Linked DNA regions of Mus musculus: region 2 is linked to region 1. The links are chromatin loops, found by intact Hi-C in ENCODE. Cell type or tissue: gastrocnemius. All regions are shown on one strand. Each heading gives the region's core, and the rest is flanking DNA. Links, peaks and the distances in the headings are about the cores only.

Region 1 (6,912 bases), core at 583-5,582:
TTGACTGCTCTTGGTTTGGCTTACTTTGGGCTCCTGCTTTCCACCACGCTGGGGCCTTCTTGCTTTTCTTCACTATTTGTCACCTCATGGGATTCTCATGACTCTGAGGCTTAGACTTTTACTTCTTTTTGCCCTCTGTATTGCAGACCTGACCTTTATGTGCTGTTGTGTTACTTTGTAGTTGAGTCTTTGTTTCCAGAGTATCTGCTTTGTTCATTTTTTAGACTTACTTATTTTATGTTTATGAGTGTTTTGCCTGTATATATGTATGTGTGCCATGTGCCCAGAGAGGTCAGAGGAGGATCTCAGAACTCATGCAACTTAAGTCGCCATGTGGGTGCTGGAAACAGAACAAGCACTTTTAACCTCCCAGCCAGCTTTCCAGCCCCTCGTTGTAGATTTTTTTAAAATATCACTTTTTTAAAAAAAATATCATTTTGTGCATGTTTAAATTTAGAGATTTCAGATGTGATCCTTTAAGAAAAAAGGTAGATAATTAGGAGGTAGAAAAAGTGGCTTGGACTACTATACAAGTAATAATGTAATAGTGAAAATATACACAAACGTGCATGTCTCTCTCTCTCTCTCTCCCTCTCTCTCTCTCTGTCCATCTCTCTCCGTCTGTCTGTCCATCTGTCTCTCTCTGTCTTTTAAGAGCCTGTGGAAAGAAACATAACTATGGACTTCTCTGGAGAGGAAACAGTAGCATTCTAATCCATGATCACCTTGCTCCTTGCCTTTTGTAATCCATCATTCCTTTAAGTATGAAAATCTCATCACTCACTTCTTTTAAGTTCTGGTCATTTTCAGGAAAGTATATCCTTGTAAAAAATTAATTTCTGATCCTCGGGATATGGGAATATTCTATTTTATCTCTATTATAATTCTCTGATACTTTCAGAATTCATTCTTTGTTTCTTCTGGTTTTCCTACCACTGACAATGTAGAATATAATGTCTTTACATGTGCATTCCAGCCTAATGAAGGATGCTTTTAGTAGCTCATTACAAAATAAGAGATTAGATGTAAGTTTCCTTTTTCTCTTGGTTCCCTTTATAAAATTGAAAACACCACCATTAATAAGATATGAAGACCTACGGTTGGAAAGTTGGGTGGTAACTCTTAACCTAACTCTTGAACGTTTGCAGCCCTCACTAGGCTGTGAGCTGCTGAACTTGACATCCTTCTGTCTGTCTGCTTCAGTCTCCCAGTTTTCACAGCCTTGAATGTCTCAGCAGGCCTTGCCCTTAGTCTTTAAACTCAGCCTGATAGTTTCCTGCTGTGGCCACTTTGTTCTTCAGAATGTTTTCAAGGTTTTCCCTTCTTAAAGTCAGTTTCATCTTGAGCTGATTTGAAGATAAAGTTTCTGCAGCAGAAGTTTGTAGGTCCCTCTGATAGAATTAACCTACTTATTATAGGTAAATAATAAATAAATAAATAAATAAATAAATAAATAAATAACAGGAAGTCTTCTATAGTCTAGTCAGCTAATAGTGAAGTCGTAATTATTTAAGATCAGTTGTTTAATATGCTAGTTCAGAAACACTGGTTTGTATTTTTGGTTGTTGGTTGGTGTGTTTTTAGTTTTGGTTGGTTGGTTGGTGTTTTGTTTTGGTTTGGTTTTTTTCATGGCAGGGTTTCTCTGTGTATCCTTGTAGACCAGGGTGGTCTGGAACTCAGCTATCATCGTGGCTCTGCCTCTTGAGTGCTGTGCCACCACTGCCCAGCCATAAGCAGTATTTCTTAATGCCCTCCCTATCTGATAGTGTAAGATTCAAAGCTTTGATAAATGTCACGGAGAGGATTGTATTGTGATTTCCTACAAACATCTAGATTTGTTGTTCCAGCTATAGCTCCATGGTTATTTTGTTAGTAATAGCTGTTACCATCACCAACTGTGTGTGGCTAGAAAGGGTGTTCTTGTGGAACAGGTTTTTGTGTTAAAGAAATATTTCTAGTTACAAGAGATAATAAGTAAAGTCATATATTGTCTCTGCTCTGAATTGGTTTCAATAATTTGTTGTTGAAGACCTGTTGTTAATGAGTTGGGTGGTGACTTTTATGGCATGCCAAGAAAAATATTCATACATTTAATTGGAGATCTTAGTTTCTTTAGCTCTCTGAATTTTTTACCAAGAAATGTTGAAGTATTTCTAATATCTATTTATCACTTAAATGTGGTTTGTCTTTAACTAGATATATAGTTGGAAACATTCTTTGAATTCAGTTGTTTTAAAACTACAAATTTCATCAGAAGGCTTTTCATATGTCAAGTTAAACATTGGTTTAGGTTTAACGTGACACAAGTTGGATTTCATCATTTACATTAAAAGCAGCACAATTTCCTGGCCTTTTTTTTTTTTTTTAAAAGAAAATCAGAGTAAAGAGCTAAATCCGAGTGGAATGGCCCAGCCTGCTTCCCAAGCCTGCACAGCAAGCAGGCGGCTGGGTGCAGAGGGAGCTCACAAGAACCCACTTTCACTTCTAGGCGCCTCTCTGCAGACAGAGCTACCTGTGCCACCTCTGGCCTTGTAACTAAAGTACTTCATGAAGTTAAAGAAAATTCTCAGAAAATGCTGCTTCCTTCATTCTACAAGGCTACTCATAGTGCTAAGATTTCTGTTCTTCCTGGCCTTTCCCCCCTATAAAAATGTCATACTTTATGTCTGCAGGGTTCTATAACTGCCAGTAGAGGGCACTGTTGTAACGCAAGAGAAATGTATTGCTTCCCTAACTCCTTGTCTGCCTTTGCAATTTGCAGTGTTTTTAAAAGCAATATTCTCTATGTAATTAAAATCCGTTCTCTGTATAATTAGCAGTTGAGCCGTATTCTTTGTGGCAGAGTTTGTTTGTGGATGGCATTTTTTTAAGTCTGTGTTCCATCTATAGCTAAGTGCCTAAACTGCCCTCTATTAAAATATAGGAAGTTGTGTTGCTTTTTCTCTACACTAAGCAATGCTGGAGATGGAAATGTATAAAAATTACTTTAGGTTTCATTTAGGCCCTACGAGCTAATTATCCAGTAGGGAACGTTTAAAATTCTTGGTTCCAGTGGAGTTAATATGCCATGGTCAAGAGGAGTGTTCGGGTGCCTGGCGTAGTAGCAGGACCGCTAATTCTGTGCTAGTGCTCTGCTGATGCAAGCTACTGATCACCTTAGCAAGTTTGCTAATAACTTTTCCTTTCGTGCTTCCTTAAAATCATATGCCATCGATACAGTTATCAAACCACTAAAGAGTGATGTGGAAAGGTGGCTGAAACTGCCTCTCTTGCTTAACTCTCATAAATGTCATTTGGAGTGACTAAATGTGTACTCATGGCCTGGCCTCTGCAGGCTCTGGAGGGCAGTGAGACTAGAGAGTCCCAGCCTGGAGTTCAAGCGCCCGGGCCGGCCGGCCACACTTCGTAAGCTTTATGGTTTGCCTCCCCAAGTAGTCTAAAATCAAAGAAATTGATTTCAAGGCCAAACTATAACGTCTTTTCTCAGTTTTGGAACTGAAACTTTATGACTAATATTTTGAAATTATTTCATTTTGTGCTTTAAAGTTGCAAGAGAAATTTAGTTGAGAATCAGAAATCTTAGCACTATGAGTAGCCTTGTAGAATGAAGGAATCAGCATTTTCCTGAGAATTTTCTTTAACTTCATGAAGTACTTTAGTTACAAGGCCAGAGGTGGCACAGGTAGCTCTGTCTGCAGAGAGGCGCCTAGAAGTGAAAGTGGGTTCATGTGAGCTCCCTCTGCACCCAGCCGCCTGCCTGCTGTGCAGGCTTGGGAAGTAGGCTGGGCCATTCCACTCGGATTTAGCTCTTTACAATCTGATTTTAAAAAACAAAACAAAACACTGTGTTAACATTTGAGAAGAGTGAGCCTGTGTAAGGGCACTATCATAACATAAAGGGAAACACTTGGAACTATCTTTCAGGCCTCAGTCACTGGAGGTGTCATTTCAGGATATTTGAGTTTAACTAAAGTGAAAGCTGAAAATTTCAGGCTATGGTAAGGAAGGATTCTGCTGTTTTTCACAGAGTTTTTCTGATGTTATAGCTGTCCCCAAAGGAAGACATTCAGTTTCTTCCCTGTTGGTCCCCTGCTCCTTTGTACTTCATGGGACTTCTTAAGACAGAGGCTTTGCTGTTTGTTTAAAATATACTAGGTAGGTTAGAAAAAAAAATAACTGAATGTTGTTTATCTGAAGGCATAAAACCATTGCTTTCTTATTTCTTATAACCAAAGAGGAAATAAAGCAAAATTTCCTTTTGTTGGAGCATTTGTATTGAATGTGGGGACTTGCCTGTATTGTCTTGTAATGGTTATCGCTGCCTTTTCGCCCACAGAGGCTATCACAGGTTTTAGTCTGGGCTGTTTGTATTCAGCAAGGTCAAGATAAGTTTTATCTCTACAGATAAGTCAAGTGCATTAGGATCGATAGGCAATAGTAAAATTCGCTGAAAATATTATTGCCAAGTTCTTAATGATTTTTAAAGCTATAAGCTTGTCATGTGGAATATACCCATACTGGTTTTTATTTATTTGAATGGCACTAAAAGTGTCATTAATTATGCAGGCTTTTTAAAGAGACAGGAACCGATTAAAGTAGCGTTTGGGCAGCCGTGAGCCGTGAGCTCCAGTGTTAAACTGATGAAGTATGAGAAGCTGCTTGGTTTTCTTTTTAAAGAAAATGCCAAGAGAACAAATATTATAGAAGGCATTTATAAATTAAAAACATAACTTGAGTTTCCTTGTTAAAATAATCATTTTTGACTTTGTATAGATATCCATCTTACCCAGGGGCCACGCCACAGATTTTGGTTTCCTTAGCTGAGAAACTCTGGTGGGAAAGGAAACCTATCCTACCCGTACGAGGAGCTGTGAGGAACCCTTTGTAAGAACTGCTGCTTGAGTGTGTGACAGGCAGAGAAGACAGGAAGGACACAGACTCATTCACTGGTTTGTTTTTAACTCAGAGGAACACCCTTCTGATACCTTTCTCATAGAGTTTCGAGTCTGTTTGTTTCCATTTTCTGCAGGTAAGACCACCATCACCTTAGGGCAAATGTACCTAGAATTTATTTTCTTTCTTGGTAGCAATCCTGCTAGATGCCCCCATGCAGGGGCCACATTACAGTTGGAAAGCACACGCTCTAGAGAAGTTACATGTCTCGGTGGGCTTTCTTCTCCAGCGTTATGTAACAACAACGCTTTGCAGACTTTACAGCCTTGGGATTCCGTATTTTGTTATGGCTGTATGAGTTTATGCTTTTCAATTTCTTAAAATATATGTTCTTCGCTCTTGCTCCTTTAGAGATCAGTCGGTGGCTTTTCCTTGCTTTAAGGGGACTTTTCCTCTCTTAGTGGATAATTGAGGTAAGGAGACTGGGACCAACTTCGGTGTTGATTTCAGGTGTTCTTATTCCTACACAGGAAACCGTGTCACTCATTGCCCCAGAATTGTGCCTCTTGTGTTCTTTCCTCCCTCCTTCTCTCTCAGTACTTAATGCATTTATGTGACCACTTAAGTAAAAGTTATAGAAATACTTGGCACCCTTCTAGAAACTGTTAGCATTTTCTTTAAAAATTTCTATAGAAGATGATCTTTGGGTCGTATGCTTCTTAGTTCTGATAGTGTGGCCCACACAGCCACCAGTGTAGCTACAGCAATGTTTCCTCAACACACATACAGAAAAAGCTGTGATTTCTTTCTGGATCCTCTAGACTGTGCTGTGAGAGGGAGAAAGCCCAAAGGCTGTGTGGCCTCACTGGCTGAAGGGCTGCTCTAAGCACTGGCGCTGGCGGGCACGCAGGGAGCCGTGGCCCCAGCTGAAAAGTTACGTGAAAGACAAGTTGGTGTCTCGTCTCAGAGTTATCTTTGTGTGGCAGGCCTAATGCAACACTAAGAGTTAGAGCTTTAAAAATAGAACAATGGTCCTTTTAAAATATAGTTAGTGTAGTGAATTTACCCCCAAACTCTCCGGTGTCTCATTACTCAAAAAAAAAAAAAAAAAAAAAAAGAGGAGAAACTGTCCTGCCAGCAAAGAAGTGCATTGGGGAAATGGCCACTCTCTTTGAGAACATTTTAATTCAGTTTTAATCAAGAGGGCAATAAAAGAGGAAACATTTTAAAACTTGGTGTTTTCTTCTAGGATTGATTTTACTGATAGAAAATAGGCTGCAAACTGTGTCGGAAGCTCCCGTTGTGGCGAACGGAAGTCTGTAGCTGTGACATGAGGTGGTTTCTCTGCCTAGGGCTTTGCCTTCTCTGTAGAAGGAAGGGACATACCTACTGACCAGAAGCAGACACGTCACGTGTGGTAAATAGCTTGGAGCACTCTTTATGGTTACCTTTTCTTTGCTCCTAAGTAATTGTTAAATAAAAATTTTAGTAGAGAAATGAGAGCACTGTTTAAGATGAATTTTTTTAAAACAGTCTGAAGTACATTTTAGAATTTTAAAATAATTATTGTTTCCTGAAAACAACACTTTAGCTTCCTGTTTAGCGAACACTCATATTTTTAACTGTGAACCTGGCGTTCTGTAAGCTGAAATAGAACATTTTATATAAAGTTACTTGGGGCAAGAAAGTCTAGGTGTAGGTTATCCCACGTGCACATATTCTAAACATTTCCTCATGGTTTCGTTAAAAGACCACTTATTGTTGAAGCTTTAGGTCGAGATTGTTGATATCTGGTGTTCACGGGACAAAAGAAAGGGACGGTATAGAAATTAGTGTGTGATAGCTGTCTACAGTCATGAATGTAAATTGTTATGTCATGTCGCGTGTAATCTGTGAATTTGGACATCGACACATATTTTCAAAAGTTGTGAAAGTTCCTTGGTTTAATTATTGTTATCACTGGAGAGATGCCAAGATCCTCATTTCCCCTGAAATCTTCCCGTGGGCTGGAAGGGCTTT
Region 2 (6,912 bases), core at 789-5,788, 55 kb after region 1:
TGAACAGAGAAGGGTGATTAACGATAGCAATTTATTGTATCTGAGGAGGAAAGAAAATAGGAGATGTTGTCGTTATCATAAATCATATCATAAATAACCAAAAAGAAGTCCTCGGAAAGCCTGTGTGGTGTCAGCAGCCAGCGCTTTCAGGCCCGTTAGCCAGGATGTAGCCATAGAAACCCCAAAGTCATATTGTTATCTTGGTCTTGCTGCAGTTATGTGATACAACAGTATTAACATATAGATTAGGCCATTTATAATGCTAGGTGTCATTTCAGGTTGGCTTGCTTATATCGCATTTTAGTTTCTTATTGTGCAGAATGTTAGTGGAATGGGGCTTTTTTACATGTCAGTGTGTGTAGGTATTTATAGCACATCTTCACTATTGCTAATTTATCCTGTCATTGATTGGCTGTACTCTATGAATTGTCATTGCCTAATTGTCTTCATTAGTAATATTTTCAAGTAAGTAGGTTTATTTTTAAAAATACATGCCCACTTGTACATATTGAGTGTTAAAAGGGTTCTGATTTTGATTCAATTGCAAACAGGACAGTTTAAAAAATATTATATGTCACAATTAAAACTGTTTAGCCTCAGGCTAAAGGATAAACTGTTGAGATGGATTAGTCAGTTTGGCTGTCACTGCACCTCTTGTCCCCTCTACCCCCCAGGCTCCCAGTGTCTGTCTTGCTCTTGCTGTCCCAGGCTCCTTCCCTGCAGCAGTACCTCCCCTGAGCCTGATCTTCCAGCAACACCGTGTGTTCCAAACCCATTTAACCATCACTGTCCGTCAGATTGTTTCAGTTGTGTGCCATCTTCTCATCCTCTTGGCCCCCAAAGTAGGCTCACAGCTTTTCTTAGCTTCTTTGTCCTTAGATATTTTGGCAGGAACAGTTTAAAGTCATGGCCTTTCTCCAAAGCCAAAATGAAGTATCTGCAGTTCTAAGTACCAGTCTGGGTTTTCAGTGGCCTACCTAGGATCAGGACCTGCTGCGCTGGGTCTTGGGGACATTAAATGGGCTCTGCTGGGTTCAGTTGTGGCCATGGGGAAAAAACCCAGCTGCAGTTTCAGCACGGTTCCATTTCTAATTAGCATTTCCATGTCCACTCCCTTCCGACCTCTGCATGTCCCTTGTTCAGATCTCTGCTGTGCCACACCAAGAACTGTCTACAAGGATACAGGTGATTCTGAAGGTGGGAGACTGGGGTTTGCTCGTCAGGTCTTGTGCCCAAGTCTAGCACAGTACTATGTATGGTGACACACAGCAGCAGATAATGCATCATTGAGTCACTTGTAGGAATTTGTGAAGATAAGTGCATCTAAGACCCCAACAAATGTGAAGGTAGCTTCACTGGGGAAAAAGGAAATAATAATTTTACTGATAAAGGTAAGATCAGCATACCCCTTAATGCCATAACTTAGAAGACTAAGGCAGAAGATTACCAGTTTGAGACCAGCCTAGGCAACCTAACAAGAACCAATCTAAAATTTAAAAAGTTTCCACACAAGTAATGTAGCTTTCAATGTATTTAATTTGGGGGGAATATATGTGAGTGGCACTTTATTGTCCTGTTAGTTAAAGTTTAAAAATAGAAGTGTGTTTTCTGCCTAGTTTGAGAACACGCCACTGAAGTTAAGAGTTGCATGCATCTGTGCAGTTAATGAGATAAAAAGCTTTCATGCCATGTGCAAACAATTTCCTCTTCTTCCTAATGTCTACTAGCTTTTTAGATTACAGTGTTTCTTTAAAGGCATTTACTGTTCTAGTTAAAACGATATTTTGTTCTAAGTCAATATTTATTATAGCTTAGAATTAACATCCCCAAATCCTTATGGTGTGTTCAGACCTCACTGCCGTGTTTAGTTTTTGTTTGAGAGGTTTGGTAGGGCAGCATGTTTTTTTCATTATTCCTCAGAGTAATGTAGGGACTGGTGATTATTTATGTTGTCAACGAAGGAAAATCACAGTGAAGTTTGTACTGTCCTGCCCTCTTCAACATTTGTGATTTTAAAAAGGTGGACTTTGCTGTTGTTTGTGTTTTCCTTTTGTGTAATTTAAGAGACTTTGTGCCCAGTCATCCATATTGTTTCCTATTATTTCCTCCTGTAATGCTGCTGCAAAAGCATTCCAGATGTGTTAGTCAGTCACTGTAACAAATGCTTCCGTAAGGAACAGAAAAGACAGGCTTCGTTTTGCTCACATTAGAGGTTTCTCTGGATTGGTTGACTCTGTTGCTTTCAGCCTGTGGCAGAGCAGTCATGCTGGGAGCACATAGCAGAGCAGACCTGCTGACCTCATGACCCACGAAACAAAAGCAGAAAATACAGACACATAAGAGTCCACATTTCCTTTAGAGAGCACCCCTCCAGGACTTAAAAACCTGCCATGGGCCCTGCTTCATGACGCTCCCACCACCTCCTAAAATAGGAAGTTGAGGCCATCCCCTAACATGGAGTTCTTAGGGACAATTAAGACCCTACTGTGTCAGCACACATGGGAAACTATTTGGCAGAATGAAAAGTTCCTCTGTGTTCTCATTATGTCAGGGTTTCTCTGTGTTCCCTAGCTGTGCTGGAGCTCACTTTGTAGACCAGGCTGACCTTGAACTCAGAGATCTGGCTGCCTCTGCTGCTTGAGTCCTGGGATTAAGGGCGTGTACCACCACGCCCAGCTCTAGGCTATCTTTTTTGCGTGTGTGACCAGTTGAACCCACAGGGGATGTACTCACAAGTTGAGGTAGGAGGGAAAATGGACAAAGAAATGGTCTGAAATGACTCCGTGTGTCTACTGGCCACTGGAGAGGTGGTGGTGGCATTGTCAGGCAATGGTAGCAGTAGTTGGTGAAGCTCCATGTTGTGACTGTTTATAAAGCGCTGTCTGTCACTTTCATCATCTCACCTATTCACCTGATGCATTTGAAGCCCAGCGTCTGTCAGCTTTCATTCTCACGGATCTCTGAGCAATGACTTTGTCCACTAGGCTTCCATTTGTTAAAACCAAAAACCTTTACATTGTTTTCATTTGTTTAGTGTGTGTGTGTGTGTGTGTGTGTGTGTGTGTGTGTGTGTGTATGCTCCACAATATGCATGAAGAAGCCAGAAGAAAACCCGTGACATGAGTTCTTTACTTCAGTCATGTGGGCCCCAAGACTCAGGCGCAGGTTATCTGTCTTGATGGCAAGCACCTTTACCACTGAGCTCTCTTGCTCTAAACTTTCTTTTTTTTTTTTTTTAAATATTTTCTTTTATTACGTATTTTCCTCAATTACATTTCCAATTCTATCCCAAAAGTCCCCCATACCCTCCCCCCACCCCCCTACCCACCCACTCCCACTTTTTGGCCCTGGCGTTCCCCTGTACTGAGGCATATAAAGTTTGCACGACCAATGGGCCTCTCTTTCCAGTGATGGCCGACTAGGCCATCTTCTGATACATATGCAGCTAGAGTCTTGAGCTCCGGGATACTGGTTAGTTCATAATGTTGTTCCACCTATAGGGTTGCAGATCCCTTTAGCTCCTTGGATACTTTCTCTAGCTCCTCCATTGGGGGCCCTGTGATCCATCCAATAGCTGACTGTGAGCATCCACTTCTGTGTTTGCTAGGCCCTGGCTCTAAACTTTCTTATCACAGCTCCCGGATCCCTTGAGCTCTTTGACACCTGACCCTCCATGTTTCATTGTTCCCTTTATCTTTACATCGTTATTCCTCAGAATTCTGAATCCACGTTTCATATTTTACCCCACTCCTCAACCGTGGTTTCAGTATTAACAACAGCCTCTCATATCCCACTCTGGTTTTTGGAACTTCAGCATATTTTTGAGCTGCTCAGTCAACACCACTGGCTAAGTGTTGCTCAAGCTTTGTGTCTGGGATAGAGCTAAAAATCATCATTACTCTCCATTCGCCTTCCTGTTAACGACGGCCTTGGGCTTGTGTTAGACTCCAAGTCATATCTGAGCGTGTAGTGTCTGCTCACTGTCTAAAGAATGTCATCCACCTCTCCTGATTCCTGTCTGCTGCCATTTTCTAGTCTAGTCTCTTCACTCTTGCCTACACTGTGTTAGCCATACCCCTCATCTGTCCCTCCTTTTGGTGTCTGGCACCACCCACTCTGTCTACCATGTGTTTTGTTGAGGTAGTCTTGGGCATACTTGAGTGTAAAGTAGCAGAGTACAGAAGCCTCGTGACGTGGGTACAACCTTACTCAGCTTTCACTTATTCTGCCTTTCTCCTCCTCACATTCCAGACAAAGTATTCCTGTGTCTCAAGTCCTCCTTTTTACCACCTGAGCCTTTCATCCTGTACTCTGGCACTCCTGGCAATATTCTAATCACTGCATTATTCCTGAAGTCTCCCCCGTGGACAGCGACTCGTCCCCTTGTGCTTTGAACTCCTGGACAATTTGTCTGGGGTACCAGTTACCTTTCTGTGTGCCATACACACGCACTAGTGTAGGTCAGGAGTTGATTGTATAGTTCTTTCAGGCATTCTCATCATGCAGTATATGCTTACTGAATATGTACAGAACAGAAAGACAAGCTGGTCTTATAAGGACTAAGTCAAATAGGCAAGGCAAGTGTATCAGCTCCTTTTGAAAGGTCAGGAAACTTGCTCAAGGAGGTTCAGATTGCCTAAGGCCCATCATTCTGTAGGGCCAGACACTAACTAAACATAGTTTCAGATATCTGATCCAAGTTCCTCACACTGTACTATGCTGTCATTCCAGGGGTGGGTGGGGGTGGGGGTTGTACCTATAATCTGAATTGTGTACAGAGATTAAAATTTTTTGCACAAGTCTTTTTCATAAGACTAGGAAGATGTCTTAGTCAAGTAAAATGCTTGCCACAAAAGCATTTGGATCTGTATGTCCTCCACCATAACCCAGTCTCTCTCTTTTTTTTTTTTTTTTTTTTTTTTGGTTTTTCGAGGCAGGGTTTTTCTGTGTAGCCCTGGCTGTCCTGGAACTCACTTTGTAGACCAGGCTGGCCTCCAACTCAGAAATCCGCCTGCCTCTGCCTCCCAAGTGCTGGGATTAAAGGCATGTGCCACCATGTCCGGCATAACCCAGTCTCCTTAGATGGGTAAGATCCAGTTTCAGTGAGGGAGCCGATCTCAGCAAGCAACAGACAGACATCGGTGTCAGCCTCTGGCTTCTACACACATAAGCGTCTTTTAAAAGTGTGCCTTTCATTTCCGAGATTAGCGGTCATGAACACTGCTGTGTTTCTGAGGCCATGTGAGTGTTGGAAGGAGCGAGAGGAGCACAGAATAGGAGGTCACACTGGTCCTCTGTGTGGCCGTTTGTGAAAGGATGAAGAGCCTAGGCTGGGAAGACCTGGGAGGGCTCGTTGCTTTGTGTTCTGAACTTTGTTTCTCCCTTCCAAGAAGTGATGTTTGAAGACTAGGTTCTGTTTGTTGTATCCATTCTAATAGTGCCCTTTTCACCCTTTGCAGAGGAGGAAGAGGAACAGGTGCCCACTGATGGGGGCACCTCAGCAGAAGCCATGCAGGTGCCCTTGGAAGAAGATGATGAGATGGAGGAGGAGGAAGTCATCAATGATGAGAACTTCTTGGGTAAGAGGCCACTGGACAGTCCTGAAGTGGAAGAAATGCCCTCCATGAAGCGCCCACGACTCCTGAGCACTAAAGGGGACTCCCTAGATGTTGTGTTGTTAGAAGCACGAGAACCCCTCAGCTCTATAAACCCACAGAAGACCCCACCAGTGCTCTCTCCTGTGCGTGTCCAGGACAGGGCTGATCTGGCCCCTCCATCACCACAGCCTCCCATGCTGGCTCCATTTGCAAAGTCACAACTACCAATTGCAAAGCCGTTAGAAACAAAGTCGTTTACACCAAAAACAAAGACTAAAGCTAGCTCTCCAGGTCAGAAAACTAAGTCACCCAAGGCTGCCCTATCACCAGCAAGGCTTGGAAGTCCTATTCGGTCACCAAAAACCATCCCAAAAGAAAAGAAGTCACCTGGACGCTCCAAGAGCCCCAAGAGTCCTAAGAGCCCCAAGATTGTAGCTCATGTTCCCCAAACCCCTGTCAGACCTGAAACACCAAATAGGACCCCTTCAGCCATGGTGGTTGAAAAAACTGTTAAAGAGACCATCCCAGTGATGAAACCAACACAGACTCCCCCAGAAGTTGTGAAACTGAACATTGAAATGCAGCCGAAAAAGCCTGTGGTGACAGACAAAACCATCGATGACTCCATCGATGCTGTGATCGCACGTGCCTGTGCAGAGCGGGAGCCAGACCCTTTCGAGTTTTCTTCCGGATCGGAATCGGAAGGAGACACTTTTACAAGTCCTAAGAGGATTTCAGGCTCAGAGTGCGCCACTCCAAAAGCCTCCACTTCCTCCAATAACTTCACCAAGTCCCTGGCCACTCCTCTGCCTCTCTCCAGCGGAACCTCAAGTTCAGATAACTCGTGGACAATGGATGCCTCTATTGATGAGGTGGTACGGAAGGCAAAGCTGGGAGCCCCTTCCAACATGCCTCCCACCTTCCCATATATCTCTTCTCCCTCAATTTCTCCTCCCACTCCTGAGCCTCTACACAAGGGGTATGAGGAGAAAGCCAAGCTGCCTTCGTCTGTGGATGTAAAGAAAAAGTTGAAAAAAGAACTGAAGACTAAGTTGAAAAAGAAAGAAAAGCAGCGAGACAGAGAGAGGGAGAGAGAGAGAAACAAAGAAAGAAGCAAAGAGAAAGATAAAATGAGAGAGAGGGAGAAGGAGAAGGAGGCTGGAAAGGAACTTAAGTACCCGTGGAGGGAGCTGATGAAAGACGAAGATTCTGATCCCTATAAGTTTAAAATCAAAGAATTTGAAGACATTGATGCTGCGAAAGTGCGATTGAAAGATGGGATCGTGAGGAGAGAGCGAGAGAAACATAAGGACAA

What was found. Peaks named below come from ENCODE experiments on the same cell type or tissue, not always from the same donor. Only the 100,000 strongest peaks of a DNase experiment are listed, where the experiment ranks them.
Region 2: it touches region 1 in a loop (1.9-fold over the local background); 7 of 42 quality-filtered maps call a loop at or near these places.

What each region holds. Positions count from the first base shown.
Region 1 is chr2:10,006,261-10,013,172 of GRCm38, reverse strand. All of the region lies in intron 2 of Taf3 (TATA-box binding protein associated factor 3), which reads left to right. Among named protein-coding and RNA genes, the nearest start is that of Taf3, 39 kb to the left of the region's middle. In gastrocnemius, for the core only: a CTCF peak has its summit at 2,690 (motif pointing right); no DNase peak of the experiment used is centred there.
Region 2 is chr2:9,951,493-9,958,404 of GRCm38, reverse strand. It overlaps Taf3 (TATA-box binding protein associated factor 3), which reads left to right. Exons shown (of 7, transcript NM_027748.3): 3 at 5,460-6,912. Among named protein-coding and RNA genes, the nearest start is that of Gm31290, 38 kb to the right of the region's middle. In gastrocnemius, for the core only: no CTCF peak of the experiment used is centred there; no DNase peak of the experiment used is centred there; H3K27ac peaks cover 712 bases.